Regions from separate parts of the Homo sapiens genome. Here region 1 is linked to region 2. Evidence: read pairs that join two places in POLR2A ChIA-PET (ENCODE). Cell type or tissue: Panc1. All regions are shown on one strand.

Region 1 (2,500 bases), 320 kb after region 2:
GCACAAACTGCTTTACCAACCTAGTCCCAGGAGGAAATGAGGGGTGAGAAGAGGAGTGCAGGTTCCAGCTTCAGGGAGGAATCCTTGGCATTTACATAGCAAACAACACCCAGGTGAGGCGGTGTGTCAACAAGGCCCAGCTCAACAGCTCCCAAGTCTCAGCATATTTTAAATGTTTGCCACATGCCAGACATTAATATTTTAACGGCTGCACGTCCGTGGCAGGCGGAGCAGCATCCGGAACACAGCGTAAAAATTGAGTGATAATAGCCTGCCTGTATGCGAGGTCAGTGGGGCATTGCCGCGCCGGCTCCAGCCTCTCTAGAAGCCACTCACGCACCCCGCCATCCCCCACCCCCCTTCCCGAGGCTGACACAGCCTGAGGATGGCAGGGCTGTCTGCCAAAGTGCTGGGAACCGGCAGGGCTCTCCTGGCCTCAGTGACTCCAGGCAGCTCCCAGGACCCTTCATAAGCCCCCAAGTTGGGGGTGAAAGGGGTTATGGGTGATGTGTGCCGGGAACAAACTCAGTTCCAGCATAGGTGCAGTATCTTTGGCCAGGAATTCAGCAAGCTTTGGATATTTGAAATCCAGCAAGAGTATTCTGAGGGTGAGGGGGCTGTGCAGCAGTAGACAATGAAAGTTTCCTCCTTGGTAGAATTAATCAATGGAATTAGGAGATTCCTGATATCCCTTAAGACAGAAAATATGTGATTCAGGAAGGTGTATGACCAAATATCGCTCCCAGTTTTTCTTTCTAAAAATACACACACACAAGATGAATACTCAAAACCCCCCCCCCCCCCCATCATATGAGACCTTTAAAAAATCCTCTCTGGCTAGTGTGTCTTAGAAGCTACTCGTTACTGCGCACTTGGCCTCCAAACACCTCAGTGAAGCAGTGTGGAAATTACAATGATGATTACTTGTTAATAACAACTAGTGTTTAACGAGCACATAACCATGTTCAGTTGGGGTCAGCAAACTTTTTCTGCAAAGGACCAGGCAGCAAATGTTTTTGGCTTTGTGGGCCATCCTCAACTCTGCTGCTGTGGCTAGAAAGCAGCACAGACAAAACTTAAAGGGAAGAGAGAAGCTGTGTTCAAATCCAAGTTTGCAAAAAGAGGCCATGGGCCTGATTTGGCCCATGGGCTATAGTTTGTCAGTTCTGTTCTAGGCGGTGTGCTAAGTGTTTTAGTGCATAATCTCCTTGAATCCTCATAGTAACCTAGGGGGAGGGTGCTGTTATATATTCATTTTTAGAAATAAAGAAACTGGCCAGGCACAGTGGCTCATGCCTGTAATACCAGCACTTTGGGAGGCTGAGACAGGCGGATCGCTGGAGGTCAGGAGTTCGAGATCAGCCTGGCCAGCATGGTGAAACCCCATCTCTGCTAAAAATCCAAAAAATAAAACTAAAAAATAAAATATAAGCCGGAGGTGATGGTGCAAGCCTACTCAGGAGGCTGAGGCAGGAGAATCACTTGAACCCGGGCGGCGAAGGTGGCAGTGAGCCGAGATTGCGCCACTGTACTCCAGCCTGGACAACAGAGCAAGACTCTGTCAAAGGAAGGAAAGGAAGGAAAGAAAGCAAGCTCAGAGTCAGGGTTAGGTACGTTGACCAAGATCACAAAGTTAATATGCAGTCCAGTTGCAATTCAAACACTTAACTCTAATTCTCTAGTTAAGAGTTTGTAGATGAGATTTATGGAGTCAGGTACTGTTACTGGGGATCAGGTACTGTTGTCTTTACAACTCAATTATTATACCCATTTTATAGATGACAAAACTAAGTCCAGATAGGTGAACTGACTGGCCCAAGGGTACACAGCTCAAAAGTGGCAGAGCAGAAGTCTGAACCTGAGTGGTCTCTAATTCCACAATCTCGTGTCTTAACTGCTTAACGCTCAGGACTTTCTTTGGAGGTAGGTCACTGGGCAGAAGGTCCAGGCGGGCAGAGCTCTGCCAAATCATTCCTTCATCACTGGAAAAATATGAGATCCAATCCCTACTCTGACTGTGCCCACCTGTCCCCACAATAGGTCACAGGAAAAAGAGCTGACTGTGCTTTGTGGCCCCCTAACCCTGAACATATGTGGGGTTTCAAAGGCAAAAGGACTTGAAATCTGGACATGAAAGCCCCAGCCAGCTGCCCTGATCAAGTCTCAATCAATTAGTCCCTCCCGGCCCAGGCACTGGATCTCTCCGTGGAAGCTGGAAGGACAGAACCCCCACCCTGTGCCGAGTCAGCACTGGCATGCCCAGAATAGGAGCACTCAGCCCAGCGCCCCCCGCCCGCACAGCCCACTCATAATGACACCCAGGCAGCCAGGTATGGAGCAGATAGCAATTTTCCTTTTTACTTATTGGTGCAAGGCAAGTCAGAGAGCCTGACAGGGCCCCAAACAAGCTGTCAGGAACTTCTAATTAAGGCTGAATGGCATAAAGAGTGCACACGCCCTCCCAGCCTCAGAATTAGCAGGACAAAGTACCGAGATGGAG
Region 2 (2,500 bases):
ACCAATGTGAGATGGTATCTCATTGTGGTTTTGATTTGCAGTTCTCTAATGACCAGTGATGATGAGCTTTTTTTTTATGTGTTTGTTGGCTGCGTAAATGTCTTCTTTTGAGAAGTGTCTGTTCATATCCTTTGCCCACTTTTTGATGAGGTTGTTTGTTTTTTTCTTGTAAATTTGTTTAAGTTCTTTGTAGATTCTGGATATTAGCCCTTTGTCAGATGGGTAGATTGCAAAAATTTTCTCCCATTCTGTAGGTTGCCTGTTCACTCTGATGGTAGTTTCTTTTGCTGTGCAGAAGCTCTTTAGTTTAATTAGATCTCATTTGTCAATTTTGGCTTTTGTTGCCATTGCTTTTGGTGTGTAGTCATGAAGTCTTTGTCCATGCCTATATCCTGAATGGTATTGCCTAGGTTTCCTTCTAGAGTTTTTATGGTTTTAGGTCTTACATTTAAGTCTTTAATCCATCTCGAATTAATTTTTGTATAAGGTGTAAGGAAGGGGTCCAGTTTCAGTTTTCTGCATATGGCTAGTCAGTTTTCACAACATCATTTATTAAATAGGGAATCCTTTCCCCATTTCTTGTTTTTGTCAGGTTTGTCAAAGATCAAATGGTTGTAGATGTGTGGCGCTATTTCTGAGGCCTCTGTTCTGTTCTATTGGCTTATATATCTGTTTTGGTACCAGTACCATGCTGTTTTGGTTACTGTAGCCTTGTAGTATCATTTGAAGTCAGGTAGTATGATGCCTCCAGCTTTGTTCTTTTTGCTTAGGATTGTCTTGGCTATACAGGCTCTTTTTTGGTTCCATATGAAAGTTGAAGTAGTTTTTTCTAATTCTGTGAAGAAAGTCAATGGTAGCTTGATGGGGATAGCATTGAATCTGTAAATTACTTTGGGCAGTATGGTCATTTTCACAATATTGATTCTTCGTATCCATGAGCATGGAATGTTTTTCCATTTGTTTTTGTCCTCTCTTACTTCCTTGAGCAGTGGTTTGTAGTTCCCCTTGAAGAGGTCCTTCACATCCCTTGTAAGTTGGATTCCTAGGTATTTTATTCTCTTTGTAGCAACTGTGAATGGGAGTTCACTCATGCTTTGGCTCTCCGTTTGCCTATTATTGGTGTATAGGAATGCTTATAATTTTTGCACATTGATTTTGTATCCTGAGACTTTGCTGAAGTTGCTGATCAGCTTAAGGAGATTTGGGGTTGAGATGATGGGGTTTTCTAAATATATAGTCATGTCATCTGCAAACAGAAACCATTTGACTTCCTCTCTTCCTATTTGAATACCCTTTGTTTCTTTCTCTTGCCTGATTGCCCTGGCCAGAACTTCCAATACTGTGTTGAATAGGAGTGGTGAGAGAGGATATCCTTGTCTTGTGCCGGTTTTCAAAGGGAATGCTTCCAGTTTTTGTCCATTCAGTATGATATTGGCTGTGGGTTTGTCATAAATAGCTCTTATTATTTTGAGATACGTTCCCTCAATACCTAGTTTATTCAAAGTTTTTAGCATGAAGGGGTGTCAAATTTTATCGAAGGCCTTTTCTGCATCTGTTGAGATAATCATGTGATTTTTGTCATTAGTTCTGTTTATGTGATGGATTGTGTTTATTGATTTACGTATGTTGAACCAGCCTTGCATCCCAGGGATGAAGCCGACTTGATTGTGGTGGATAAGCTTTTTGATGTGCTGCTAGATTCAGTATTTTATTGAGAATTTTCACATTGATGTTCATCAGGGATATTGGCCTGAAATTTTCTTTTTTTGTTGTGTCTCTGCCAGGTTTTGGTATCAGGATGATGCTGGCTTCATAAAATGAGTTAGGGAGGAGTCCTTTTTCTATTGTTTGGAGTAGTTTCAGAAGGAATGGTACCAACTCCTCTTTGTACCTCTGGTAGAATTCGGCTTTAAATCTGTCTGGTCCTGGGCTTTTTTTGATTTGTAGGCTTTTAATTACTGCCTCAATTTCAGAACTTGTTATTGGTCAATTCAGGGATTCAACTTCTTTCTGGTTTAGTCTTGGGAGGGTATATGTGTCCAGGAATTTATCCATTTCTTCTAGATTTTCTAGTTTATTTGCATACAAGTGTGTATAGTATTCTCTGATGGTAGTTTGTATTTCTGTGGGATCAGTGGTAATATTCCATTTATTATTTTTTATTGTGTCTATTTGATTATTTTTTCTTCTTTATTAGTCTGGATAGCAGTCTATCTATTTTGCTAATCTTTTCAAAGAACCAGCTCCTGGATTGATTGATTTTTTTAAAGGGTTTTTTGTGTCTCTATCTCCTTTAATTCTGCTCTGATCTTAGTTATTTCTTGTCTTCTGCTAACTTTTGAATTTGTTTCTTCTTGCTTCTCTACTTCTTTTAATTGTGGTGTTAGGGTGTCGATTTTAGATCTTTCCTGCTTTCTCCTGTGGGCATTTAGTGCTGTAAGTTTCCCTCTAAACCCTGCTTTAGCTGTGTCCCAGAGATTCTGGTACATTGTGTCTTTGT

The links. Peaks named below come from ENCODE experiments on the same cell type or tissue, not always from the same donor. Only the 100,000 strongest peaks of a DNase experiment are listed, where the experiment ranks them.
Region 1: POLR2A ChIA-PET joins it to region 2 with 11 read pairs; 2 of 35 experiments call an interaction of 5 or more read pairs at or near these places.

What each region holds. Positions count from the first base shown.
Region 1 is chr11:117,717,879-117,720,378 of GRCh38, forward strand. All of the region lies in intron 3 of DSCAML1 (DS cell adhesion molecule like 1), which reads right to left. Among named protein-coding and RNA genes, the nearest start is that of DSCAML1, 78 kb to the right of the region's middle. In Panc1, no CTCF peak of the experiment used is centred here; no DNase peak of the experiment used is centred here; H3K27ac peaks cover 1,495 bases.
Region 2 is chr11:117,399,680-117,402,179 of GRCh38, forward strand. The region is part of intron 27 of CEP164 (centrosomal protein 164); the gene reads left to right. Among named protein-coding and RNA genes, the nearest start is that of CEP164, 73 kb to the left of the region's middle. In Panc1, no CTCF peak of the experiment used is centred here; no DNase peak of the experiment used is centred here.